Linked DNA regions of Homo sapiens: regions 2 and 3 are each linked to region 1. Evidence: chromatin loops called from intact Hi-C (ENCODE). Cell type or tissue: mammary epithelial cell. All regions are shown on one strand. Links, peaks and the distances in the headings refer to the core of each region. The heading gives the core; the rest is flanking DNA. Region 1 has its middle 51 kb from the start of IFNG-AS1. Region 2 overlaps MDM1 (Mdm1 nuclear protein). Region 3 holds the start of IFNG (interferon gamma).

Region 1 (10,846 bases), core at 2,858-7,857:
CTGGTCATCAGAGAAATGCAAATCAAAACCCCAGTGAGATGCCATCTCACACCAGTTAGAATGGCGATCATTAAAAAGTCAGGAAACAACAGATGCTGGAGAGGATGTGGAGAAATAGGAACACTTTTACACTTTTGGTGGGACTGTAAACTAGCTCAACCATTGTGGAAGACAGTGTGGTGATTCCTCAGGGATCTAGAACTAGAAATACCATTTGACCCAGCCATCCCATTATTGGGTATATACCCTAAGGATTATAAATCATGCTGCTATAAAGACACATGCACACGTGTTTATTGTGGCACTATTCACAATAGCAAAGACTTGGAACCAACCCAAATGTCCATCAATGATAGACTGGATTAAGAAAATGTGGCACAAATATACCACGGAATACTATGCAACCATAAAAAAGGATGAGTTCGTGTCCTTTGCAGGGACATGGATGAAGTTGGAAACCATTATTCTAAGCAAACTATCACAAGGACAGAAAACCAAACGCCACATGTTCTCACTCATAGGTGGAAATTGAACAATGAGATCACTTGGACACAGGGCAGGGAACATTACACACCAGGCCTATTGGTGGGTGGGGGGCTGGGGAAGGGATAGCATTAGGAGAAACACCTAATATAAATGATGAGTTGATGGGTGCAGCAAACCAACATGGCACATGTATACCTATGTAACAAACCTGCACTTTGTGCACATGTACCCTGGAACTTAAAGTATAATAATAATAATAATAATAATAATAAAAGAATCTTACAATTAAAGGAGAAACAATCAAGCTACTGATAGCTACCGTGCTGTCTCACCAACATGATGATGGGGAAATCACAGGAAGGGTGCTTAGAGGTGCAGACCAGCAGCACCTAATCCAGTCAGACGGAGACCTTAGGGAGGAGAGACATTGGGATGTTTGAGCATCCCAATTTTGAAAAGCAGGAGTTCTCCAGGAGAAGAAATAGTAGAAAAGGTCTTTACGAATTAAGAATACAAATTATGGAAACACAAGAATGAGTAATGAGCCTGCTGCAGTCGAGAAACCGCATTATTATTATTATTATTATTTTTTGTGGCTAGTGCCTGGTTATGTGTAAGAAACATTTTATTATTGATACATAATAGATGTACATATTTGGAAGGGTACATTTGCTATTTTGATACATTCATATCATGCATAATGATCAAATCAGGATAATTGGGATATTTTATTTTTAAAGGAATGTTGAAGCAGTAGGCAGGAGCTGGATCATGCCTTGATATAGAGTTTGGACTTGGTGATAAGGCAGTGGGGAGCCGTAAGAGTTCTAGTGCTGTCCTCACACTCACTTCTTTAAGTGTCTCCCAGACCATTTGCTTTTGAAATGTGGCTCATCAGCTTACCACTTTCAACTACTGAAGGAATCATATAAAAGTCTTCCTGGCCGAGGTACAAACTGCTTCATTTTTAATGTCTGCATTTAGAGTATAGTATACCCTGGCCTGATCTCACATCTTTGTCTAATTTCCAGCCTTTGTCTAGGTTACAGCCTTCTTTAACTCAGTGGTCCCCAACCTTTTTGGCGCCAGGGACTGGTTTTCTGGAAGACAATTTTTCCATGGACTGTGCAGTAGGGATGGTTTTAGGATGATTCAAGTGCATTACATTAATTGTGTACTTTATTCTAGTACTACATTGTAATATATAATGAAATAATTATGCAACTTATAATGTAGAATCAGTGGCAGCCCTGAGCTTGGTTTTTTTTTTGTTTGTTTTCTGTTTTTGATGGAGTCTCGCTCCGTCACTCAGGCCAGAGTGCAGCGGCACGATCTCGGCTCACTGCAACCCCTGCCTCCCAGATTCAAGCAATTCTCCTGCCTCAGCCTCCCAAGTAGCTGGGATTACAGATGCCTGCCACCACACTTGGCTAATTTTTGTATTTTTGGTAGAGACGGGGTTTCACCATGTTGGCCAGGCTGGTCTCGAGCTCCTGACCTCAAGTGATCCGCCAGCCTCGGCCTCCCAAAGTGCTGGGATTACAGGCGTGAGCCACTTCGCCCAGCCTCCTGAGCTTGTTTTCCTGCAACTAGATGGTCCCATCTGGGGGTGATGGGAGACAATGACAGATCATCAAGCATTAGATTCTCACTCATCTCCTGAAGCTCATGCCTTTTATATATAAAATACCTACGGGAATTTGGTTAACAAAGGCAGCTAAAATGATGTGAGGACATGAAGTCCAATAGGCAAATATTGGATCAGAACATTATGCCAGAGATGTCCGGAGCTCTCTGGGAGGTGTTGAGAGATGAATGAAGGGTGGGGGATAGGCACTGACAACCCTTGGAGAGCCAGGTGGAGAGGTAGTGATGATTAACTTTAGTTGCTCTCCCACAAGGCTGGGAGAAATTAATGAGCAACAGAATGAATAAGCAAGTTTACTAAAGTTTAGGCAACTTCAATGACTTGAATATGCATAATGTACCACTGCTAAGACATAGTTGAGTAAAGAGGTATGCAACTAAAAATTCCCCAGGCTTCACTAGATTATGTTAGAAAATACATTAATTACAGAATATTCAAATCCTGTGGTTAATTGTCTTCATTCCTGAAACAAAGCCCAAAGTCCTTGCAAAGTTGCCTCCCCACCAGCCTTTTTGGAGCCATCAGGGCATATGCTCAGAGATAAATCTGCTCATATGGCACCTGCTACCTTCCTGGCATGCATCTCTCAGGTGTCGTCTCAGGAGATTGTCCCTCTCCTGCTGGGTGTCACAGACTTGGGGAGCCTGCAGCCAGGCACTGCCACTGAGCCTCACCACTGAGGGGTTTATGAGGCCATCCTGGCTTTAGGGGCTCCAAGTGTCACGTTGACCAAAGCAGTCCATTTTCATCTGTTTTATAAAGGGTCCTGTGTATCTCAATGGAAAAGTATTCAGCCTTCTAAAAGATGTTTGAAGACGATTTCACCAGAGCTTCCATGGAGCCAGGACCCTGCTGTATTTCAGGGAAAAGTGGGCAAGTGTTCATTTTCCAGCTTGATGCAGAACTTTGTTGCCTGGGGAGCAAAGTACCGCTGTTCAAACTCCAAGTCTTACAAAATTGCTTATTAAAATAATTCCTGACATTTTGGCTTCTACATCTTTTCTCCCTAGGTGTCAGGCCTAATCAGTGAAGTAGACTGGAATTAAACACCCCATCTTTTTCTGTCAGAGTTCTCAGTTGTCACCAATTAAAATCTAGTAGTAGCAGAAAAGGAATTTATTAAAGAATATAAGATTTCCCAGGAGGCCGGAAAGCAGGCTGGGAGGCTTCCCAGCCAGCACCAATTCTCAGAGTCACAGTAAAGAACAGACCAGGTGGGAATAACTGCTGACTCCACCAGGCACAGACTCCTGCTGGTACTAGCTCGTGGTGTGACCTTAGCCATCCCTCCCTCTAGTAACTGAATTCACCAGCTGCCATTCTCACCAGAGTGGGCTCTAGGTGGCACTTGTTTCTTTGCAATACATGCTTGTGATTAGAAAACTTGCTGAGGTGCACGTGATTGTCTGGGTCTGTGTCACAGACCAGTGTACTGGCTGCAGAGGAGGTGGGGAATTCTCCAAATATAGGAAGTGTGTTCAATTGTGTTGAGAAGCCCAGACGAGTGATAACATGTTCACTTGAACATCGCTGTCCTCGGGTTCTCTTCCTCTCCTCTATACCTACCCCCAACTACACCCACGCCAAAGCCACAGTACCTTTCCTCCTCATCCACTTAAAGCCAAATATTTCATTAGAATTGAATTATTTGAGGCCTGTCACCACCACCTCACCAAACATGCCCAGACATGACTGAACCTCAGCACTGGAAACACTTAGGCTCAAGCTGAAAGTTTCTTAAGTGCTACACATTAGAAACAACCAACCATTCCTAAACTAGTCCATGAAACCACAGGACACTAAGAAAGGATAGCCCAGATCTAGTAAAGAACACAAACATGTTTTCATGACAGTGATAATAGATCTTCGTTTACACCACCACTGATTTGAAAGGCTATACTGTTTGTTTTGTTTCTTCTTTTATTCTTTATTCAATATTCAACTTAACTATTGAGTGGACCTAAGCACTGTTAATAAAGCAGTAAACAAAGCCCTGCCCATAAAGTGTTAATATTCTAGAGGGAGACGCAGACTATGAACAAGGACTCAAATGCATACACAGTGTAAGTTCAGACAGTGATAAGTACATTAAGGAAAATAAAGGAGGGTTAAGGAATAGACGGTGATGGGACTGATGCTCATTTATATTGAGTGGTCTGGGAAGGTTCAAGCAGATTTGAATCATGGAACAGTGTAATATGAAGAGATTTGGGATCAGAGGTGCCTGAGTTGAAAACATACCCAGGAGCTAAAGTGAGAGGAAGAAGGTCAGAGTGTGGTGGAAAGAAGCCTGAAGATGAAATGAGACAGATAAATAGGGCCAAAATATGGAGGTTCTTGTGGGCCACCATTAGGAGTTTAGCTTTTATTCTAAGCATAATTGAAAGCCATTGGATAGTTCTAAGATGAGCAGTGATGATAGGCTTAGACTTACATTTTTTCAAAGTTCTCACTGGCTGCCCTATAAATAGTAGATTATGGGGTTTTAAATTGGAGATGAGGAACCTCTCAGTAGACTTTGCTGTGATCCAGGTAGAGAAACATGTTGGGTTGGACGAGGGTGGGAGCAGTGGAGATGGTGAGATCAGATCAGGTTTGGGATGTATTTTGCAGCCCAGTCTGTCAGGATTTGCTGATGCTTTGTATGTGAAAATGAGGCAGAAAGAATCCAGTATGAACTTCTAGGAAAGCACTTTGTGACCGATTGTATTTTATGGAAATGACTACAGTATTTCCTGTTAATATAGTTTTCCAGAAACTTGCTACTCCCTCATCAAGAGTTGGAGTCTGTGTCCTATCCCCTTGGAACTAAGAGGGCTTTTGTTAGACTTTTAACTATTAAAATATGGCAGAAGTGATACATGTCTTTTCTGAGTCATTAAAACGTGATCCCACTGCTGCCTGATTTCACTGGGACACTCATGCTGTAACCCAGCTACCATGCTGTGAGGAAGCCCAGGTCGCATGGAAAGGGCCAAGTGGAAAGGCACCCAGGCCCCAGCCCTCAGTATCAGCTATGCTTCCTGCCAACAGTCAAGATTTTCTTGCTAGCTTTTGAGTGAGGTTTATTGGACGTATGCTCTCAGATGCATGACTGGATCCTTCTCATTACTACACTTATTCCAGTCCTTGATTTTTGTCTACAAAGTGATTTGAACTATTAGAAAACGTCCCCAAAGCAGGCTATAAATGGCCCTGAGCTCAGTCTCCATTTTGTATGATTCACAGTGCCCTTCTCCCCGTTTTTCCATCAGACAGGACATCTTTCTCTGAACCTGTCGTCCACTCTGTTCTTATTCCTCTGCTGCCCTCTAGGGGCCATTAGCCACATTGCCCCATTTAGATCCTTTATGCTTGGGGGAAAAAAAAAAAGTTACCATTGATTGACTGGAAGGAACTATTCTAAACACTTCATATATACTTACTCCTTTATTCTTGACAATCCTATAAGGCAGATACTACTATTAGCCTCCTTTTAAAGATGAGACAACAGAGATTAAAAAATTAAGTAATTTGTCTAGGCAAGGTCCTACAATGACAAAGCTGGAATTTGAACCAAGGCAGTCTTGTTCTAGAGTTTATATCTGCATTATCCTCCTTCTCCTTTGGTAGGACAAAGTAGATCTATTGGGCATGCATATGAGACTTGTTTACATCTATACCTTGTAAAAATAAATTTGCTTTTAAACTTAGGTATTTATCTTTTGCCTTGATGACGGCAGCAGGTGCCTAAATGGCCTCCCCAGGCATGAACAGATTCCCCACCAGTTCTGCTCTCCATGCGGTAACCAGAGTGACCTTTTTAAAAAATTGTGAATGAATAAACTAAAGAATACTTTCTCTCATCACCTCTTCTCTATACAGAAAAAAATATAACCAGTCTTACCAAAAAGTTAGATTAGTCAGCTAAGCAAACAGGGTTCGAATATTCTAGCACCCTGAAACCACAGTCTAAAATGGTCTTCTGATGTGTGGTTATAACACTTAATATACAGTGTTTGTCTCTTAGTAACTTTAGGTTTATCTTATTCAGCATCACATTATTTATCCTGTAAGGAAGTAAGCATATCTTCTCTGTTTCATAAGAAGATACCTTACTGTACAAAATGGTACTGTGGCCTAAAGTCACCCAATAAATATGGTGCAGGTTTGGAGTTGTTACTTAGAGTAGAATGCAACTCCTAAAATCTAAATATTTTTCAAAACCTGGATGAGATGTGCAGTGGAACCCTGTAAACACAATCTTTTTTTTGAGACGGAGTCTCGCTCTTTCGCCCAGGCCGGAGTGCAGTGGCGCTATCTCGGCTCACTGCAAGCTCCGCCTCCCGGGTTCACGCCATTCTCCTGCCTTAGCCTCCGGAGTAGCTGGGACTACAGGCGCCCGCCACCGCGCCCGGCTAATTTTTTATGTTTTTAGTTGATACGGGGTTTCACTGTGTTAGCCAGGATGGTCTCGATCTCCTGACCTCGTGATCTGCCCGCCTCGGCCTTCCAAAGTGCTGGGATTACAGGCAGGAGCCACCGCGCCCAGACAACACAATCTTAAACAGAAGCTTTATATGTAAACCACATAAAAGCTGCGCAAGTTGAATAGGAGGCAATAAATGAGGGAGGTGTGTGCTTGGGCCTCTAGAAAGACATAGGAAGCATATTTGAGAAATCTCTAGGGCTTGGCTTCAAAAACATTATTGTAAAGCATGTGTGCATCTAAGGTAACGGCGCTATAACTTGTAATAAAGATGGGAAGGAGAGAAGCTGCCAATCCCAAACTGATGGTCAATATTTGTGGATTCCAACATTCCCAGTTCCTTTATTTATTTCTGGACTATCTAGTTTTCTATGGCTCATCAAATAAAAATCAATATGCCCATATTTACACAAAGCCACCTTCATGCCCTCTTCCAGGAGGAACCAGAGAACTTGAGACTTCCCAGCTACAATTTCCAACCTTGCTCTTCTGGGTTTTCCATTCCATGTTGAGCACTCAGAGATTTTACTAGGTTTAAGCTTTCTTGCCTGGTGGGTGGGAGTAGGGAGGGGGGTGGAAATGAGGTGACCATTTATTGAGTATTTGCTCTGAGGCAGTGGTGGTGGGGTCGGGGGTTCCTTCCTGCTTATCAGAGCTGTGCACCTGCTCACTTGCCAGATGATATGCAAAAAAGAATCCAAAGAAGCAGCAAGAAAGCCAATACGTTTTCTTAGATCAAAATGACATATCCCAAAGCTCCTCTCTTTCCGATTATTTTTGATGAGAGCAAAATTATTATACTCAACTCCAGTGTGAATCTACATCACAGGGGGAGATTATTTTAGGTGAAAATTCCCTTATGATTAAATAGATGTTTGTGTGCTTATTTTTGTTGTTTTAAGAATCCTCCAGGATAATTCTGATGCAAACAGGCCTAAAGCCAGAAAGACTGACATACAGGTTTATTTGATAAATTGAAGTTTATTAAATACTATGACCATTATTTTCTGCATTAACCTTATAATATTGGTCACTTGTCTTCCTTTCAAGTTTAAAAACATTTTTTTAAACAGGCTTGAAACCTGCGGGGAAAACATATTATTGTGACATATCACATATCACAACATATCACATTGGCCCTGAGGATTAAACTGTTTCCAGATCCATCTGGTCTGACAGACATAAGTGATTGATTCTTGCTTGGTCTGTAACACACCCCAAATGCATTCACCTGCTATGCCATTGCCCCCTCTTCATTTTCTACTATGAGCTTTAAAAAACTGGAGTTATACATCTCATGGCTCTTAAACTAATGCATGGCTTGTTCCTGACTGCCTTCCAGCACTGGAAGAAAAAAGTAATATCTTTGTGACAGCATGATTACTTCCACCTGTGACAGCTCTTCTCCATTGTGAAATCTGCAAAGAAATCATCTGGAAGGGGAAAATACATGTGTTCTGGGATTAAAGACATAACAGGCATGTACTGAATGTGTCAAAAAATTTGAGATGTTGAGGGAGCTGAAGACAAGCCCTCTACATTGTAGATGTAGTACCATAAGGAATTTTCTAAAGAAGTCTTATGAAGCAATTGTTTTCAGTGGTTTACTACATTTATGAATCTTCAGCCCATCAGTGGAAAATATGATGCTCTGAGAGTCAGCCATGAAGCTGGGCTAGAGTGGGGTGCTAGTTTATCTTGAAAGATAGTTCTTTCAAGATGTATAATGCCCTGTTTCTCCCAGCTATTACATTTCACTTCATTTCTCTAGACCACAGGGTTCTAAGACACTTAGTCTAATTTAGAGGCAGTCTTTTGTTAAGACACCACTGAAGCATATAAAGTTCAGCCAGTGGGACCCAATTGGGTAGCTTTATAGAGAGAAGTCCAGATTTAGTTATCAATGTTAATAGGTAGGTCTTTTCATTAATGTCAGCCAACCAATGTACTACAACACATCATATTGTTTTTTAAAGGACACATCTAATTAGCATCATGATCAGACTATTACATTGAGCAGTCAACAGCATGGGTGCAAAGAAAAATTGACATTAAAACCCTTTATAGGCATGGTTTACACTTTCTACAGAACAGAAACTAAAATAAACTGTTGTACAATTGGTCACAACTACAGTCCTTGAGATTTTTGCCCATACACATGAATATTGTCAAAAACATGTCTTCTTTGTAGCAGCTAGGTCCTACCACGACTGTGCTTGGCTGAGTTAAAAAATCTGTTGTAACCTGTAGTTTCCTTGTCATGTTTCCAGCTGTCCTCTCCTGCTAAGCTTTGTCTCGTGACAGTAATTAAAATCTGGCTGGGCACAGTGGCTCATGCCTATAATCCTAGCACTTTGGGAGGCCAAGGCGGGTGGATCACGAGGTCAGGAGTTTGAGATCAGTCTGGCCAACATAGTGAAACCCCATCCCTACTAAAAATACAAAAAATTAGCTGGGTGTGGTGGTGGGCACCAGCTACTAGGGAGGCTGAGGCAGGAGAATTGTGTGAACCCAGGAGGCAGAGGTTGCAGTGAGCCGAGATCACGCCATTGCACTCCAGCCCGGGGGCAACAGTGCGAGACTCCGTCTCCAAACAACAACGACAAAAAAAAAAAAAAACAAAAACAAAAAACAGTAGCTACTGCTGTAGCTACTGTTGCTACTGGAACCACCATAGCCACCTTGGTTTCGTGGTTTGGCAAAGTATTGGCCTCCACCACCATAGGGGTCAGAGCTTCTGCCTTCAAAGTTTCCTGCCTTCATGGGTTCAAAATCTGAAGACTGATTGTTGTACTTGCCAAAATCATTGTATCTTCTACCACTTCTGCAATTGCTTCCACTACCACTGCCAAAGCCCCTTCTGCTTCCGTCGTTATAGCTGTCACAGAAGCCACTGCCCTTGTTTCTACAACCCTCTCCACCACTTCCATAGCCTTGGCTTTCTTCAGAGTAACCAGGGCCACCTCCTCCATAACCAGTGTCATTACCAAATCCATTATAGTCATCCTCACTGCCACCATATCCACTACTATCACAGCTGCCGCCAAAGCCACCATGACCACTGAAGTTTTCTCCATGACCAAAGTTGTCTATCCCACCAAAACTGCCTCCATGACCACCACCAAAGTTTCCAGAACAATTTTGGCTTCTTTGCCTGGATGAAGCACTAGCCACCTCTTGCTTTGACAGGGCTTTCCTAACTTCACAGTTGTGGCCATTCCCAATGTGGTATTTCTGAATGACAGTCTTATCCACGAAGTCATGGCCATCAAAGGTGACAAAAGCAAAGCGCTTTTTCTTGCCACTGCCTTGGTCAGTCATGGTTTCAATCACTTCAATTTTCCCATGCTGTTCAAAATAATCTCTTTGGTGATGTTCTTCAGTGTCTTCTTTAATGCCGCCAACAAATATCTTTTTCACGGCTAAGTGGGCACTTGGTCTCTGAGAATCTTCTCCTGAGATAGCTCTTTGGTTGTACAACTCTTCCATCCCCTTGTGTGGCCATGCATGCATCTGCCTCCTCCACAGTGGCATTTGTGACAATCCCAAAAGCTCTGGAGCACTTGGTGTTTGGATCTCATTGCTACACAGTTTGTGAGCATTTCCCCATTACTCAAAATGGCTCCTCAGGCTCTCAGCGGTTGTTTCAAAGCTCAACCCTCCAATGAGGAGCTTCCACAACCATTTAGGCTCTTTAGGAGACTCCAACTTAGACACGACAGCAGTGGGAAGAGAGACTTTAACAATGCTTCCTCAACAGCGTCCCCTAGCAGAAAGGAGAAAACTAACAAACGTATCTCAACACACCATATTCTAAACTTTGAAAATGGACTCTGTATTCAATTAAGTTTTCTTCCATCTGGTCAGTAGGTTCCTATGCAGCACATGCTTGCCATGTTTGTTAGTCACTTGAAAGCTTACCTCAAGGCTGGATGATTGATCCAGAAAGTCCCAACTCATTCAGATGTCCAGGCTTGTGTATTTATGAATCTACTCTTGGTCCTGAACCACCCCATCGGAAGGTGTGGTAGAGGAATGCTATCAGCTGCAGTCAGAAGGCTCACTACAGGGATGAATCCTAGCTCCAGGGAAACAGACAAATAATGAAGACTCCAAACCGAGAGAAACTGCACTGCGATCTAGAACCTGGACTCCTTAGGTATATGTTAATTTGAAAACATATTTAACATATTCCACCTGCCAGACATCGGAAATGACTAAGATTAATTTTCAAAGGTTTAGAA
Region 2 (8,821 bases), core at 3,822-8,821, 280 kb before region 1:
GAAGATGTACTATCCAGCATTACAAAGCAGTAATATAACTTGACTGAGTTCCCCATCTTTTCCATTTGCTTTCCTTGTAATCAGTGGTAATATGCCGTGAAATAGAAACCATATTGTGAAGTAGTAAGTATAAAAGGAAATATTTAACAATAGAAGTGTAGTAATTGCTCAGAACATTTTCTTTGCCTTAATAAAATACGCTGAAAATAAGCCAAGGGAAGAAAAGCTAAACAAATTGAACATATTGGGTATTCAGAAATGTGAAGAATTTTCTATTAAGGCAGGAAGAAAAAAAATCATGTCAGGGAGGAAGAAAAAAACCTGTAGAACTGACAACAGAGTTGCCTTAAAGCTAATGTCTATGTCATATGAAAATATGCCAACGTTTATTTTGATTATAAGCTATATTTTGATTACAAAACTGTTATTCAAAACATAGTAATGAGTACATAAAGTTGACCTTTGGATGTTAATAATATATGTGAAATGAAATTAAAATCATATATAACTTTGCTATTTTTTTGTCCTGTAATTCAACTTTATGTTTTGTTAAGTAATTGAAGACCAAAGTTCCGCATATTTAATCAACAAAACTAAACTAAAATAATTTTTGTTTTAAGGTTTTCCACAATAAAAGCCAGTTTGTTCCACCATTCAAAGGTAACTCAGTCATCCATGAAACTGAATACAAAAGAAATTTCAAGGGTTTATCTCCAGTGAAAGAACCAAAATTAAGAAATGATTTGAGAGAAAACAGAAATCTTGAAACAGTGTCTCCTGAAAGGAAGGTATTCATCAACTTTTAACCTTACAAAACAAAATCCCCGTTATTTTAGATTCTCCACGTTTTCGTTTACTTACTACCACCTGGGAGTTTTTGGTTTTCACTAGTTCATTAATTCATTTGTTCATCAAATGTTCATTGAGCCAGCTACTAGGAGCAGACATGGGTTGGTACTGAGAATACAAGGCTGGCAAATAGCCCCAAGCAGCTCTTGGGCTAGTGGGGAGACAGACATAAATAAAAATGATACAGCATGATGAGTACTTAACAATACAGGAAGTAAGTCTAATAAGTTTAGTATCAAAGTCAAGTAAGTTTAATATCAAATGACTGGATTTACAGTAACCTCCAGGGGTAACAGTAGTGATAGAAATACTTATTTTAAGTTATGGAAATTAAACACATACATACTTATATGTATTTTATTTTTATTTATTTTTTTCGAGACAGAGTCTTGGTCTGTCGCCCAGGCTGGAGTGCAGTGGCACGATCTCGGCTCACTGCAACCTCTGCCTCCCGGATTCAAGCAATTCTCCTGCCTCAGCCTCCTGAGTAGCTGGGACTACAGATGCACGCCACCATGCCCGGCTAATTTTTGTATTTTTAGTAGAGATGCGGGTTTCACTGTGTTGGCCAGGCTGGTCTCGAACTACTAGCCTCAGGTGATCCGCCTACCTTGGCCTCCTGAAGTGCTGGGATTACAGGTGTGAGCCACCACACCCGGCCATCACATGTATTTTAAACCAAAGCTTTAGCATGCCAAATTATAGCCAGTATAATTCACATGATTTACCTCAGAATATACAAACAACTGCTTCTGTGTGATATTACAGCCATTTAATTTGCAGAATCAGGCTAACATGATTATAAATTACAGGTAATTGGGGTATAAATACTATTTTTGAATCTCCTGGAATGTTGATACCCGATACTTTATGGTCCTAAAAATAGAAAGTATGTAATTACAAGTAAATATGACTAAAAGTAAAATGATGTATACACACACACATATATTAGGCCTATGATATTATTGGAGAAAAAAAGAATTGTTATTCAGTAAAGCGATTTGGTAACTAATTCATCAGGATCTTATGTTTAATTACTGTAACGCAATTGTAAATTTAGAATATCAAATTCAGTATGTGGTAACATTATTTAGATATGTATTTGTTAACTTAAAAATTTTCTTCCTTAGCCAAAGATCTAAAATCTTTATTGTTAGAAAATGAAACTATATCCTCAGCTAAACTTCAAAAATAACTAACCAAATATACTAAAAATTTCAAAACTTCTTTGTTGATTTCTTATGGTTTTTATTTTCTTTAGTATCTAAAGCTTCTAAAAATAGAAATGTCATTAAATATTCAAGTCTAACTTTATAACATGCATGTTTTCACTTTAATGTGTAACATCTTAAGCATAAAAAGCTTAAATGATTTCCATTTCAGAGTAATAAAATAGACGATCGTTTAAAATTGGAAGCAGAGATGGAATTAAAAGACTTACACCAGCCTAAAAGGAAGCTTACTCCTTGGAAACATCAAAGGCTTGGGTATGTATTTTAATAGGAAAATATGGTATTTCAATGATTAACATGGTGAAATATTTACTTTCATTTCATTTCTATTAGGAAGGTGAATTCCGAATATAGAGCAAAATTTCTGAGCCCAGCTCAGTATTTATATAAAGCTGGGGCTTGGACACATGTAAAGGGAAACATGCCAAATCAGGTGAGTGTACATGACCTCAATAAGCCTACATGTTCTTTCAGCCTCTGTTAACACTTTAATTTCACAACGAGTTCCTTTTGGTAATAGAGACCACAATTTAAAGAAGTATGATATAATAATAGCACTAATAGTATCAGGAACTTATGTATTAGAATGTAAATTATCATTTTTTTTAATGCCACTGGCTCTTCAGAAATTAATATTTATTGAGGTCTTTTAAGTTTAATGCTTTTTACCATCAAACATTTGATTGTGTTAATAGTCAATTTATAGAATTGTATCATTATAGATTCGATTATTTCATAACCTCCAGACCTCCACTGTCTCAACTGAAGATTAATTTTCAAGATGAAATAATTTATCTGATAGTGATGCCCATTGTCAATGTGTACTATTACAGTTTGTAGGCAAAAGAAAGGTGAAGTTTGTGTTGTTAGAGGTGTGAGCTACAGTTTTGGGGTACTCTGACTTGGGAGAAACTCTGGGGATCTGAAGATAGGTTTGAAGGGAAGGGTAATTCTAGAGTTGAGAATTGCTACTTTAGTACTAGCTTCTTATACTCAAAGGATAGAGAATGGAACCTTTTTGTTATTGTATTAATTAGCATCTTTCAAATCATATCTTGACTTTTTTTTGCCTTTTCTGTGAGAACAAGCTAAATTAAAATGTTTCTGTTTAGACATAAGTAAACATCCCACTTCCCCCTGTCATTGTAAACAGAAGGATAATTTGGATGGGGAATGAGTCTTTTATTTAGCTCATTACTTAAAACCATGGCCCACAATTATATATAATCAGCCTCTGGGGGAAGGGGCTGGTGCTCGGGTGCGCTGAGCTGCTGGTTCTTTGAGCTGCAGCTCCCAGACATATGTCCTGGCGACTGCCATGCTGTCTGCATATTGTTTCAGGAGGTCACTTGATTCCTTCCACCGTGGCCACTCTTTTGCTTTCTTTCTACTTCTCTATTTGAGCACGGCCTGAAGACAGCACAGGCAAAGTAAAAGACAAAGCTCAAAGCTGTCCCGGATATTATCTGGGGCAATGTTCATATATTCACCTTAGTGAAATCAAGTTAAAACTAGGAGCATCGAAAGCACCCGTGATGGAAGAAAGGCAGTGAGTCAGCTAAACTCTTGAGCAGTTTATGACCATCCCAAGTCTTGGCAAAGATCTCCCTGACTGAGGAGTCTGATAGTGGGAGTGAGGAAAAGCAGGACAGAGGCAGAACAGTATGTGTGGCTGGTAAATTGATGTCAGCCGCTGGCCTGTTGTGTTTAGGCGTGACACTAGGTTGAGGTTATGAGAAACTCTTTGTTTTGAAGACTGTGTTTTCTCTGAGATTTCTACGCTTGATCTCAGCCAAAAGGCCGAGCAGCGATTTCTTTAAACTAAGATGAGTTTAGGCATCAGAACTAAACATCTAATTGAGAAGATTGTTAAAACTGAAGTCATAGTAAGATGAGATTCCTTATCCTGCCTTGATGGAAGAGAACATTGTTGTTGTCAATTTAAGATAGACTTTTCAAGGTTTCCTATTATGATATCTTGGTAATGCAGCTTTTTTTGCTTATTAAATACTATAATGGTGGTTGTAAATATTTAAATTAGTGGTATAGTTTGCCTTAATTTCTTTGAGAAAAATAATTCAAAAAGTAAATTGAAGTTGGAAAAGAATAAGAATTTTTAGCTAAGAAGTCAGTGATCATTGATGATAACAGTTTTAGTTGACCAGGTTATAGACATTTAATATGAGCCATGTTTTACTTATATCTCTTGGAAGTCATTTACTATAGGCATCTGATTATGAGGTTCCTAAATATAAGGTACAGTACTCCTTCATTTTCCCACTCCTAACATTTCAGGAAGGAGTGTATTCACACTCCTCACATGCACTCAGACATAAGTGACTTTGTTGTTGGAATATTAACTCACTTTTTGAGTCACATTAGTTTTCGAGTCCATATATCATCTTTATTTCTTTCTATGTTTGAGATATACTTTTTGAATCTGTTTATAGTCTAGTCACTGGAAATTCTATGCCAAGTCCCAGTTACCTCTCATAGAGCATTAGGGTGGTTGGTTTTATTTGCCCAGTGGTTGTGTATTTGTCATCTCCATTATAATAACCACTTGACTATTGCTTTTTAAAATGCTCACTTAAGGGATTGTTTCTTAATAGTCAGCAATTAGAACTTTTTAGGTTCTATCCTCAGAATAACTACTTAATCTATGTTAAACTTCTTTTTTTCTTAATTGTTAGGTAATCTTTTCATCATCGATTGGTTGAGGTGATTTTATTCCAATGTGTCTTCCACAAATAGGACTGTGTTTCAAGATAAAGTCCTGCATTTGAGAGATGTCCTGTAATTTGACAGACATTGTAAAGACTAGGTATAAAGTGACCCCTCATTTTGGGGGGATGGTTTTTGGGTAAAAGGAGTTTTTATCCCCAGTTTCTTGAGTTTGAATTTTCTGCATATGTTTTAAATAATTTAGTTGAACTCTTAATTTGGACAAAGAAATTCAGAAAAGGAAACATTCTACTTATAATTGTATCATAATATATAATATGATAACATTACTTGGCCCAGAAAGGTGTGTGTATGTTGTTGAGTTGGGAATGGTTTATTTCTATCCTTTTTGGTGGCTCTGGCAGTTGGCTATAGGGATTGTTCTATTTAACATTGAGTTCATGCTATTGATTTTTTTCCTCCTCTTTTTAGTAGAACATACTACTTTGGAAAATGTCAGCCTTTTAATTTTTCATCTTAGTTTAGGGCTAAAGATATTTAAAATCATATTTGTAAAATATAATATTAGCACTGAGATTAATAAAGATTGTTGATATAGTAAATTTAAAGCACTTAGTTTTAAATGTCAGTAACAAATAGAACTGAATAAATCAAAGTCTTCAGAATTTTTATGAAGTATACTCTCCCCCTCCTTTCTAAATAAAATTGACGTCAAATAAAACTGGATGACTGTGTACATGGAGGGTATTCATCCATCCTTTCATTCATCATGCATGGATAGATGCAGCTGCCTCTGCTGTCCCTTCCACCCCCACTGCCCCGTCAATCTACCCAACACAGTGCAGGACTGATTGGTCCCCCTTTTGAACTACTCCTTCAACTTACATTTCATTTCATTTGTTTATTATGGCATAGACCCCCATCAATATTATGACAATTTATGTACAGGTTGGCTCACTGAGTGCAGGGAGTTTCTTGCTTATCTTTGGCTGCCATGTTTAGCTCAGGCATACCACTTAGTCTGCACTCAGGACAGGTTGTGGGCTCAGTGCTTAAGTGCTGCGTTTTCCCTCACCTCAAGAAGTTCATAGGTTGATGGAGGAGGAGGGCATGTGCAATTAATTCCAGTAAAATTGAATATGTATTAATGGGGATGTGCCCAAAGAACTCTGAGAACACAGAGGAGGAAGTGATGCTGAGGCATGTAGGTGATGGAGTGGCCCTGAAACATTTGAAGCATGGGGGCACTTACTGGCAATAAAATCTGGAGTATATCGAGGCACTTTATAACAAGGTTCCTGTGCATTCAGAATACCCTGGTTAGAAGTTCAGTAGAGTTAATTCATGTACCTCACTTCTACCTGTTAAATGCAAAAACCACTGCTAGAAATTTTCTTTAAAGGTATAGGAGTTGATAGAAATGATAAATGAACATAGCTTTTTTTTTGGCAGTGAAGAAAATATTTCAAATTATCCTTTAGGAACTTTTTTCAGGTATGGTTCATTAGAGTAGGACTCTGTTGGGATTATATGGTTTCTTATGCCATATAGGTGCTGTCTTTTGCTTTGGCCAATTCCCTAGAGATGTAACACTTTCATCTTTGCATTCAAAATCGTACCTTGTTAAGGAGCTATGTTTCTACAATTGCTTTTACATTGCTGTTTCATTATTTGCTTTTTTTTTTGCCCTGAAAGAAAAGCAATTCTAGAATAAAGATTTTCTGTCTTGATGATTTAAAAAATTAGTGTTTTTTGAGATTAAATAAAGATACTGAACAGAATTTTAAGGGTAAAACTTGAACTTAATTTTTTTTACATTGTGGAATTGTACTTGGAGAAGCCAGCAGGTGGCAGTATGATGTATAAAGTGAAAGGTTTCAAATGGGTATGAAGGCTGCTTTTTTCATCAGAAAATGTTACTTGCATATTAAATAATTCATATCACTTTATTATTCAGCAGAACTTTTTTATCCTGTCCCTTTGTTGAACACATTGCAATTATGATTTTATGGGCTATTATTTTAAATTATATATTTAGTACTTTTTTAAAAAAAAAAAAGTTGAGATTTTGCTGATTCCAAGGGAATATTGAGGAATTTGGAGAGGGAAGCCTCATAACCTCATTCATCTCCCAGTGAGGGCTTCTGTAGCAGTAGTAGCTGTATACAAAGCCATGAAATAAAGCTGGGTTAGGGATTTTTGGCGTGTAAGTACTCTTCCAGAGGTAGGGAAATAGGAATAATAGTTAGATTGCCTAATTTATCTGTCATCAGCAGCATCCTAGCCATGCAAGAATGTGGCTGGTTTTCAAGATAATAATAAGGTATCTTGGTTACTGAACTAATTACTAAAAATCCCAAGAAATATTGATTGACAAGTTTGGTAGATATTTAGAAGGGAGAATAATGTGTTTCATTGATTCCCATTAATATTCAATTATGGCATTAACCTATCATTAAGTGTGTTTCTGTATTCCTTCTCTAGGGTTCTCTAAATGCCATGTGGTATGCTGAGGTTGGTTGCTTTTGAGTTTTTAAAAACTATAATCATAGATTACTTGTGTAATTTCAGTTGGAATAAAAAGTAGGTGTCAATATTTTTCTTAGCTGCTATGAATTTCTCCCTGCCTGCTGGTCTGAAATAAAATAACTGCATCATGCTTTAGCTTGATTGTTTTAGTTTTTGCTTAAATGCACAGTCTGATGACTGTATGTGGCTAATTTTGCCTTCCTTTGTCTTTGGTCCCTGGCTGTATTTGTGCAATGTCTTTGATATGCTACTTGGTGCTGTTTGTAAAGAAGCATTTACAATAGTATATGATGTCTGAACTCTCCTGAATAGGTTAAAGAACTCCGAGAAAAGGCTGAGTTTTATAGGAAGCGAGTTCAGGGGACGCATTTTTCTCGGGACCATCTGAATCAGATTTTATCTGATAGCAACTGCTGTTGGGATGTCTCCTCAACCACAAGCTCAGAAGGAACCGTTAGTAGCAACATCAGAGCATTAGATCTTGCTGGGTGAGATATTCTTTGTGGATGGCAAAAAAAGTTTGTTGAAGCTTATGTAGATCATAGAATGATATAGGAAAATGACCTGACTACTCAAAATGTGTCTCCTAGTCGAATGGAATTGTGGCAGCCATTTATTTCATTTTTATTCTCAGTGAAAAATAAAGCAATGTAGATTGCTTTATTTATGTATAAATAACACATAATGTAAATCTGGAAGGCTAGATTTTTATAATATTTTTTGTTGGCAGTTAATAGCGGAGTAGGGATGATTACATGGTAGATGTAAAAAGACCTTTAGAAGGTAAAAAGAAAGTCAACAACAATAAAAAAGTAGAGACTGCAAGCTATTAATACATAGCTATTATTCATTAATAGATTTTGTGGCTAATTCAGAACTTGGCTGCTGATTTTATGGAAGAGCGCTCTGCTGTTCTGGGTTAAAATGAACATGATTTAATTATCTGTAAGTGAAAGTAATTGAAGAACTTAGACCATGGGGTCCTAGTTTATGTGTGTAAATGCCAGTTTAGGGCTAGGTATGACTTGTGTCAGCAGATGTACACAAGCATATGTGAAGGTAGGAGTAAAAGAAGATAAATACATTTTGGAATATTTTAATAGAAACTCCAGATTATGACTTTCATTTATTTTGCTATAAAACGAATTAGATTTCCTTCTTCAATACCTGAGCAAGGCAATATCTATGGAAAACATGTAGTTGTGAACAGTAGAAGGAAATGATGGACTCACTAAAATTGGTGTTGATTAGAAAAGTGCAAACTATTCACATTTAAAATAAAATTGATTTTGTTACGCAGAGATCCTACAAGCCATAAGACTTTGCAGAAATGTCCTTCTACAGAACCAGAAGAAAAAGGAAATATCGTGGAAGAACAGCCCCAGAAAAATACCACGGAGAAATTGGGTGTGTCAGCTCCCACCATACCCGTTAGAAGGCGGCTGGCTTGGGATACAGAGAACACAAGTGAAGACGTACAGAAACAGCCCGGGGAGAAAGAGGAGGAGGACGACAATGAAGAGGAA
Region 3 (10,238 bases), core at 5,239-10,238, 120 kb before region 1:
ATCCCACATAATTTTACAACCATTAAAAAATATTTCCATTTGAAAAATCAATGGATGGGAATTTAATTCTGATACTTCTTAAATTGGTTCAGGGATTGGTGACATGGTAATAATGACAGGTTAAACACTGGTGAGAAAAGAAACTTATCTATTGGCTCATCATGGACTCAGAATTCCTCTGCCAGGTAGCATAGGAGAGAACGTGAACCTGCCAGTCTGCTGTATAGAACTTTTATCATGAGAGATACAGGAGTAAGTTTCCATTGGAAAAATATACAAGTTTTCAAAGCCTCATGCCATTGCCATTTCAGGGGCTACCCTGAGGACAACTCATTTCTTGAGATCACTGGGGTAAAAAAGCACATGACCTGAAGGTTTAAGTACAAGCTGTGAAGTATTATTCCTACAAATTGTATGTATGTTTAAAAATTCAATCCAATTCAAAGCTCAAATTCAAATTAAATTAAAAACTCAAGTGATGGGTAAAATTTCCCAACTTTTCCACCATTCAGACAATGATTTTTTCTGAATTTCTTTCTTTTCTTTTTTTTGTTTGTTCGTTTGTTTTAGACAGAGTCTTGCTCTGTCACCCAGGCTGGAGTGCAGTGGTGCAGTCTCGGCTCACTGCAACCTCCGCCTCCTGGGTTCAAGTGATTCTCCTGCCTCAGCCTCCTGAATAGCTGGGATTACAGGTACACGCCACTATGCCCGGCTAATTTTTGTATTTTTAGTAGGGATGAGATTAGTATTTTTAGTAGAGATGGGGTTTGTATTTTTAGTAGAGATGAGGTTTCACCATGTTGGCCAGGCTGGTCTCGAACTCCTGACCTCAGGTGATCTGCCTGCCTTGGCCTCCAAAACTGCTGGGATTACAGGCATGAGCCACTGCACTTGGCTGATTTCTCTGAATTTCTAAGTCTGTTGGAGTCTTTACTTCTTGCAACCTTAGTCCTTAGTAATGTCTTATATTCCTCATAAATCACAATCATAGAAATGTAGGATATTAAGAATAGAAGGAAACTTAGAGTTCATTTAGAGTTAAGTCTTCATTTTAAAGATGATGTGGTTAAATATGAGGCATGGGTAAAGGCTTTGTTCAAAATCTCACATCACTTGCAGACACAGGACCAGAATTTGGGACTCCTTTCTCTTAGGCCAAAGTTCTTTCCCTTATATTACTTCATGGATTGTTACGTTTTCCCCCAATACTAATTTTCTTGGAGGAAGAGATTATGCCTTTTACTTCTTTGTAAGTTGAATGAACCCATATGGAGGATCTAAGAGGCATAACAACAAGTAAACCTTTGCCCTAATAGGGAAAATAAGCAATGAAATATAAATAAGTCAGTATCTATCTGGATTTCAGTGTTGAGAAGGATTCAGCAGTGATATCTGGATTTAATAGAAAGGAATGCCGTGACTGATTAGTGACGTCTGCCTTGGGTATAGGAGGAGGAAACACAATACATATGTCAATGTGTGTATTTCCCTCTGACCAATAATAAGTCCTCTTAACGATATGAACCACCTGGAGAGGATGTACATGGAGAAAAGGTGGGGAATATGGATACCTATTCTACCTATTCAGCAACAAGAACAGGAATCAATCCTAGCTTCCAATGTGGTGACATATGCTCCTACCGGATTGTCTCACTGCTAACTTCTTTGTAACCCCTAAAGCTATGGATATCTAGTAGGCATTCAATTCAATAAGCACATATTAATTAATTGAAATTGGGATATAAACCAACATTTTCACAATAGAACTTTTCATCCTTCTTTGGAAACCCCATATCAATCGAAGTATTTGGCACTTGGTGCATTAAAATTCCTTGTGGAACAAAAATACAACCTTCAAAGCAGGACCATGAATCTCTGGATTATCAATACACAATCCCATCTGATATAAAATTAAGAATATTGTAATCTGATGATTGTACTGTGTAAGTAGCATACCTTCTATATTCTTTGAACCACTCCTCAAAAATGGCCAGAAGGCACAAAAGAAAAGGGGGGATTCAGAAAAATCTTCCTCTAACTTACGGGATTTTATGAGTCAAATTGCGGGGAAAATCTGACTCCGTGTGGACTTCTATTCTGTATGTCATGCTTCTTCCGTAGGTTTGGCTTGCATGATGTCAGGAGTTCCGGAAGTCAAAATAGCGTGGGGGCATGGATCCAATATTGACTCATATTGAGTGGAAGAAATCTACGCCAAAGTCTGGATGAGATAATTTGGTTGTGAGTGCTAGGATGTGACTGCTGATGACAGAGGAAAAGGGAAACCAAGGTGTAAGTTTTGGCTTACTGACTACCTACTCAGTTAAGACTGAGGATAGCATGAGATATGATTGAAATGTTGCTGATGTGTCATGTATAACCATAGCCAGTTTTCAGAAAAAAAGTCTAGTTGAAAAGAAAAAAGAAAGTTTTCAGCCCCTCTGTTTTAGTAATATGGTCACACCTTGGCTCCTGATGGCTTTGCAAAACTTTTAAAGTATATCTTGATGGTGACTTATTCTGCAGTCTCAGAACTGGCCAAACCAACAAAGTGTGAAACCTCTAGTTTGCATGTGCAACAAAAGGTGTTTTACAGGCAGAAAAGAGAGAGAAATTTCTTTGTTTGCAAAGTTGACAAGACAGGAAAAGATCACAAACGTATATACTTATTGTAGTGATAATGTTCTGAACAAAAGAATCATATGTTGAAAGATGAAAATCTAATAGCAGATGTTTCACTGCCAGTCTGGAATGCAGGACCAGCTGCATAATTTGTGGAAACAAGTGCAAAACGAAAATGTGTGTCCTTTGTTTGAAGAGTTATTAGAAATTTCAAGGAAGTGACAACAGAGCATTAAACCAAGTGTGGGCTGTTCTAAGTTCAGGGTCCTGTCAGACTGCACAGGTTGCATGTCCATGAAGTCAGGTTGGCTGGGATGTCTAGGCAAAAATTTCAAAAATATATTTCAGAAACAATTTCAAATTATACTTGCAGTCTTACTATGTTTTAAGGAATTAAAGTGTGATTACTATCTCACAAATTCTACAGAAGAAAAAATCTCAGAAACTAAAGCCTGATAGGGTGTAGTTATTTGAATTCACATATCTAACGTAGAGGTACATGCAATCATCTCAATGGATATTGATAGATTGGGGGATGGATTGACTAAGGGTTCCATCCTCTTTGGGAAGATCTTGGATTTAGACTCAGTTCTGCATTAGCCAGTTGAATGAATTTAAGCACATCACTTGTCTTTCTGGGTCTGGATTTACAAATCTAAAAGGTAAGGGGTTGACCATAGATAATCTATAATTCCATAATTCTGTGCTTGGCCATGCCATCAAGAGTTATTAGAGCTTGGATTTTAGCCGTGTAATTACTCTTTGTAAACAGTTGCCACACTGTAAACATATTCTTAATATAATCTGTTATTTTGAATAGGCATTCTCAATTTACAAGTGGCTAGGCAGTATATCATTCCCTCTTATGGATCCCACTATTCTTAACTCCTCAATCCTAGTACTACATTCCAGTGGAGCAATCAAGGACCAGGCAGAACTAATTTTTACTTATTTCCAGACAGTTGGGAACATTCCTTCCAGTGACTCAGAGGTTGGGCATTGGAAGGTATTGAGAACCTGCAAAGTGTCTCAGGCTCTGACCCAAATCCCTGTGCCACCTGCAAGCACGTTCTCTGGACGTAATTTTTCTTGAGCAGAGCAACAGTAGAGCTTTGTATGCAACAATGTAATTTTTACATTCTTCACTTGCTTAACATGAGGTTTGGTTCCACATAAATGTTTTGATCTTATTTATTCTTTGGGAAGATCGCCCCTCAAAGAGCTTTCTGGCTTTTTTTTCCCACATAAAAGAATACACGAAATTGTCGCAGTCAGCAAGTGTTGGCTAAAGAGACACAGCATCATGTTTCTAACATTAATCATAAATATTATTTAATTAAAAACTAGTTTCTTACAGGTTAGGCCTGATAACATCGGAATTAGAATTTGAGGGCAAATAACTCAAAAGAGAGCCTTAGGCAAGCATTCGAATTTACATTTATTCAGTGCTCTTTATGAGCAAATCTCCATGCTAAAATATTTTAGGGAAGAGAAAGCCATCATAAAAGCAATGAAACAATTTCTGATTTTCAGAAACTCAATCTAACATGGCAGAAGACACGCGAATAGCTATCTTCAATCAAGATTGAGGAATCAGAACTCTTAGAAAAGTATAAACCAAGACTTGTATAGAGAATCTAAGATTAATTTTAAGGAGGATAATTTTGGAAAAACTCAGGGAGATGGTAATTTTTAAGCCGGGCTTGGATGGATGGCTACTACTCTCAGGGGCACAAATGAGGGGAAAAAGAACTCAAGACCAAAGAAACAGCATGAGCAAAGGTCCAGGGTACTTTTTTTTTTTTTTTTTAAAGAAATGACTAGGCCGGGTGCGGTGGCTCACGCCTGTAATCCCAGCACTTTGGGAGGCCAAGGCGGGCGGATCACGAGGTCAGGAGATCGAGACCATCCTGATTAACACAGTGAAACCCCGTCTGTACTAAAAATAGCACAAAAAAAAAAAAAAAAAAAAAAATTAGCCGGGCGTGGCGAGTGCCTGTAGTCCCAGCTACTCGGGAGGCTGAGGCGGGAGAATGGCGTGAATCCGGGAGGCAGAGCTTGCAGTGAGCCGAGATTGCGCCACTGCACTCCAGCCTGGGTGACAGAGCAAGACTCCGTCTCAAAAAAAAAAAAAAAAAAAAAGAAATGACTAGTCATCCAATGTGCCAAAATAATAATAAACTTTTATTAGTGATTACTATATGCCAGGAAAAATTCCTAGCACTTTATGAGGATTACCTGATTTAATTTTCAACTGAAGCATGGAAGAAGATACTATTATCAAGCCAGTTTTACAGGTAAGGAGACTGAGTCATAGAAGATTTAAGAAGCTAACTCACAATCATATAGCTAGATAGTAGAGGAGTCAGGAATCAAGTTTGCCCCATAACTGCAATACTGTTATGTACACAGTACAGGTAGAAATGCAAAGTGGGTTTGAACCAAAGAGTGGAGGGCTTTTTGTGCCATCCCAAAGTGTTGTACTTCATAAATAAATTACAAAGGAGGAGAAAGAATCCTATTTTTTTTTGTATCTGAAAGACAAAGAAATAAAAAGTTAAAAAGATTCTCTGTTAGTACTGATTATTTGGAACAATAAATTGTTTAGAGCTATGCTGTTCAATATAGTAGCACCTAGCAGTATGTGCCCATTAAGCGTTTGAAATACGACTAGACCAAATTGAGATGCACCGTAGGCTTAAAATATACACTGTATTTCTTTCCTTTTTTCTTTTTTTCTTTTTTTTTTTTTGAGACGGAATCTTACTCTGTCACCTAGGCTGGAGTGTAGTGGCGCGATCTCGGCTCACTGCAACCTCCACCTTCTGGGTTCAAGCCATTCTCCTGCCTCAGCCTCCCTAGTAGCTGAGATTACAGGCATACACCACCATGCCTGGCTAATTTTTTTGTATTTTTAGTAGAGATGGGGTTTCACCATATTGGCTAGGCTGGTCTCAAACTCCTGACCTTGTGATCCACCCGCCTCAACCTCCCAAAGTGCTGGGATTACAGGTGTGAGCCACTGCGTCTGGAACTCCCCCTGGGAATATTCTCTACACTGTATTTCAAGGATTTAATATGACAAAAAGAATGTCAAATACCTTATTAACAATGTAGTATATTGATGCATACTGAAGTACTATTTGGGATATATTGGTTTAAATACAATATATTTTAAAATTATATTTACCTTTTAAAAAAACTTTTATTAATGAGGCTACTAGATCATTTAAATTTACCTGTGTGGCTTGTATTGTATTTCTACTGGGCAGTGCTGATCTAGAGCAATTTGAAACTTGTGGTAGATATTTTACTAACCAACTCTGATGAAGGACTTCCTCACCAAATTGTTCTTTTAACCGCATTCTTTCCTTGCTTTCTGGTCATTTGCAAGAAAAATTTTAAAAGGCTGCCCCTTTGTAAAGGTTTGAGAGGCCCTAGAATTTCGTTTTTCACTTGTTCCCAACCACAAGCAAATGATCAATGTGCTTTGTGAATGAAGAGTCAACATTTTACCAGGGCGAAGTGGGGAGGTACAAAAAAATTTCCAGTCCTTGAATGGTGTGAAGTAAAAGTGCCTTCAAAGAATCCCACCAGAATGGCACAGGTGGGCATAATGGGTCTGTCTCATCGTCAAAGGACCCAAGGAGTCTAAAGGAAACTCTAACTACAACACCCAAATGCCACAAAACCTTAGTTATTAATACAAACTATCATCCCTGCCTATCTGTCACCATCTCATCTTAAAAAACTTGTGAAAATACGTAATCCTCAGGAGACTTCAATTAGGTATAAATACCAGCAGCCAGAGGAGGTGCAGCACATTGTTCTGATCATCTGAAGATCAGCTATTAGAAGAGAAAGATCAGTTAAGTCCTTTGGACCTGATCAGCTTGATACAAGAACTACTGATTTCAACTTCTTTGGCTTAATTCTCTCGGAAACGATGAAATATACAAGTTATATCTTGGCTTTTCAGCTCTGCATCGTTTTGGGTTCTCTTGGCTGTTACTGCCAGGACCCATATGTAAAAGAAGCAGAAAACCTTAAGAAATATTTTGTAAGTATGACTTTTTAATAGTACTTGTTTGTGGTTGAAAATGACTGAATATCGACTTGCTGTAGCATCTCTGATAGGCTGTCATCTCTTGTAGGCAGTCATTTTGAGATTTGGTGTTATTTTGTTAATTATTGACTAGATGAGTTCCTTGACTAAATAATCTAGATATTGTTTTAACCTTCTGCTCAGTTTGTATAGAGACTTAAAAGGGATTTATGAATTTTCCAAAAGATGGGCATAATATGGGTATGAAGCATAATGATGTTAATAATTTTGTGGTGGGAACTCATTCAGTTGTGATAGTCAAGGAGTATGCAGATTGAAAAAAATGATTGGTTATTAGTTTTTGACTTCTCAGACTCTAAGGTCAAGATTAGCATTAAAAAGGTAATAGGAAATGTTTACAAATTAAAGTCAAAAAGGTCCTTAAAGCTTTGGCTTAAAAAAATAACTGATAGGTGATTTTCTCCAAAAAGTGATTTCAACATTCTGCTTCTCTATCTATATTACTTGTGAAGTATTCCGGAACTTCGTTGCTCACTGGGATTTTGGAAGAATTATGATTCTGGCTAAGGAATGTTTAAAAATTTTAAGTGAATTTTTTGAGTTTCTTTTAAAATTTTATTGATGGTTAATGAAAAGTTTTTACATTTTAAATATTTCATTATTTGTTTAAAACTTAGCTGTTATAATTATAGCTGTCATAATAATATTCAGACATTCACAATTGATTTTATTCTTACAACACAAAATCAAATCACACACACACACACACACACACACACACTCGCACATGTTTGGAACTATCTTTTAAAGCTCGTATAATAATACCCTACAGGAAGGCACAGTAGATGTAATAGAAACCTGTACCATTGGGGGGCAGTATTTTATAGTGGGGTGGCTTTGCTGTTTTTTGTTTTTGTATTTTTTAGCCTAGCTTGAAAATACTTTCTTTAGCTTACTATAGTTTTTGGGACCTTTGGAGTATCAGCTTTGTTGAGCTCATTTGTGACATTGCAATTTAATGGTTATATTGGGAAATAAAAAAGCTAAAAGAACATAATAGTCTTTGTCTATATCTCACATAAGCCTTTTGGGAATACTTATTGTTAGAACTAAGCAGAAGAGTTGAAAAGGAAATCAGTGAATATTGTCACATCTGAGTTCAATGAAACTTGAAATATATTTTTAAGGCAATTTATGGGCTAATTGTAAACCAATTTTTTCTTTTTTTTTTTTTAGAATGCAGGTCATTCAGATGTAGCGGATAATGGAACTCTTTTCTTAGGCATTTTGAAGAATTGGAAAGAGGTAAGCTGAATATTCCCATTTGGCTAATTTTCCTGTTGCTTGCTTTCTGATGGATAAATTCACATCATCCTCTGTTTGTGCTCTTTCCTTCCAAGGAGAGTGACAGAAAAATAATGCAGAGCCAAATTGTCTCCTTTTACTTCAAACTTTTTAAAAACTTTAAAGATGACCAGAGCATCCAAAAGAGTGTGGAGACCATCAAGGAAGACATGAATGTCAAGTTTTTCAATAGCAACAAAAAGAAACGAGATGACTTCGAAAAGCTGACTAATTATTCGGTGAGGCTATTTAAATTCTTTCTTTGGTTTCATTGCCGAGGGTCTTGCAAAGCATTTATTCTCCAGAAAGTAGACATTAGCTATTTAACAGTTGCTAAAGCTATGAACTCAACTCATGGCTGAAACTCTACCTTACTATTTCCATTCGTGTTTGGGTGACTTTGCAAAGCCAGTAAGAGAATCGCTGAAGTATGTAATGTAGAGAAATGCTGGCATTGTAACTATTGCGTAAAGACAGGTGAGTTGACAAATCCAGTGAAGAGGAAGTAGGTGAGGAAGAAGCGGGGAGTACTGAGAAGCAGTTCTCTCATTGTCCCTTGCTCATATGATGGAAATTCTCTTACTTTGAATGAGAGGCTGTCTGTCTTAATGGAAAGAGCAGTGGGAGGAGCTGAGAAGATGTGTGTTCTCCTCCCAACTCAGCCACCAAGGAACTGTGATGAATCACATGGCTGGCTGGGGCTCAGTTTCCTCATCTTAAAAGGAAACTGTTAGGCTCACTGTATAAGTTTGATGACCTTCTTTGCTCCAAAACTCTACAATGCAAAGAATAGAAAATGAGAATGAGATAGAAGAAAGCTACAGTCTTTGAATAGGTACCAGGGACACCCCACTGCAAGTCTCTAGCCAACCTATCAGATTGTACTGCCCAATTAGAAGCAAGAATGGTTGCTGTTTGTTTGTTTTTAGGGAAAAATAGATAGAATTTATACCTTATGAAAAGATTGTTCTATCAACTCTCTATCAACTTTCAGAATATCTCAGCTGGAGAACTCCTTAGACTCCTAAGTCTTACCTCATGAACTTGTATCTTTAAGTTATGGCTTCTATAAACAGAAAGATAACGTTGAGGCATAAAGACAAATCATGTTTTTCAAAATGTTTTCTAGAAGACAAAGGCCTCTAGATTCCTTTGGGGTTGACTTTGATATAAATGGGCTCAAATGAGAGGGACCAGGGTCTTCAAGCTAGCATTTGTGTTCTTAGGATATGTGCTCAGCTTTCACTATTGCTGGGCCTGCCTCTCACTCCTCTCATGTAAGCCCCCAGAAACAGAAAGGAGAGACATGGCAACAGGTCTCCTTTGGTTATAAACTAGACACTCAGCACTTGTTTCTAATCCAGTGGTGCCCCTGGCTTACTGTTCAGTCCTGGATAAGTCTCTTAGTTTCTTGGTGATGATTTGAACATTGGAAAGTAAAATCTGTCACTTGCAAACACACAGCTTGTCGAAAATTTTTTCTACTCTGCAGGAACTGGGCCTTAAAAAAATGAAAAAAAATCTGTGGTTTCTTCCTTCTGGAAGCTACAAACCTCCTGTTTCTTGATGGGCAATCTTGAGTGAGCTCTATTAATTATTATTCTCTTTGGCTCAGTTGCTAAGCTATTTTATGCATGTTATGCCCTTTGACAATTAGTCTTTAGCTGTAATCCCCCAGCCATCCTCAGAAATGTGGTGAGTAGCCATAGTGTTCCCAAGATTAGAAAAAATGTAATGGCAGAGCCAAGAGGAAGGTAAATGGTCCACATTTTATGAAGCATCATCTAAATGGCCCTATTGGTTAGAGTGAGGAGATGCAAGTAGTTCAATTTGCTTGCCTAGAAGGCAGGGTACTGGAAAAGTTGTTGCAATTCTTAATTTTAAACTTTATATATCAGTAAGCCATATATAAATATGATTGGGGGTGTTTATTTTAAAATCTATTATGGAAATTGAGAGACTGACCTAATCTGGGAGAAATTAAAAATTACAGTTTTCACTCGTTTTGGATTTGGTGTTTTCTAGGGTACCTAACCTAGATCAGTGGTTCTCAAACTTAGGTGGATGTCAGAATCACCTGGGGAGCTTAGTGAATGCACAGGGCACAGTCCTTCCACTTCATGCACCTGGATCTCTGAGGTCTTTGACAGGTTTCCGGATTAATCTGCTATGCACAACAGTGAGAATCATTGACCTATAGTTACTC

Evidence for each region. Hi-C counts contacts between places; a loop is a spot of excess contacts. Peaks named below come from ENCODE experiments on the same cell type or tissue, not always from the same donor. Only the 100,000 strongest peaks of a DNase experiment are listed, where the experiment ranks them.
Region 2: a loop joins it to region 1, with 13 times the contacts of the local background. A loop is called at or near these places in 58 of 110 quality-filtered maps.
Region 3: a loop joins it to region 1, with 14 times the contacts of the local background. A loop is called at or near these places in 23 of 110 quality-filtered maps.

The regions. Positions count from the first base shown.
Region 1 is chr12:68,035,240-68,046,085 of GRCh38, reverse strand. It overlaps the pseudogene HNRNPA1P70. Among named protein-coding and RNA genes, the nearest start is that of IFNG-AS1, 51 kb to the right of the region's middle. RefSeq lists an enhancer at 3,630-3,879. In mammary epithelial cell, for the core only: CTCF peaks have their summits at 3,431 (motif pointing right) and 5,444 (motif pointing left); DNase peaks (open chromatin) are centred at 3,795 and 5,415; H3K27ac peaks cover 2,507 bases.
Region 2 is chr12:68,315,040-68,323,860 of GRCh38, reverse strand. MDM1 (Mdm1 nuclear protein) reads left to right here. Exons shown (of 15, transcript NM_001354969.2): 5 at 621-788; 6 at 2,233-2,336; 7 at 2,415-2,514; 8 at 7,251-7,280; 9 at 7,608-7,783; 10 at 8,596-8,821. Among named protein-coding and RNA genes, the nearest start is that of MDM1, 13 kb to the left of the region's middle. In mammary epithelial cell, for the core only: a CTCF peak has its summit at 6,614 (motif pointing right); no DNase peak of the experiment used is centred there.
Region 3 is chr12:68,155,946-68,166,183 of GRCh38, reverse strand. IFNG (interferon gamma) reads left to right here and starts at 6,444. Exons shown (of 4, transcript NM_000619.3): 1 at 6,444-6,682; 2 at 7,925-7,993; 3 at 8,089-8,271. The coding sequence starts at 6,569. In mammary epithelial cell, for the core only: a CTCF peak has its summit at 7,557; no DNase peak of the experiment used is centred there.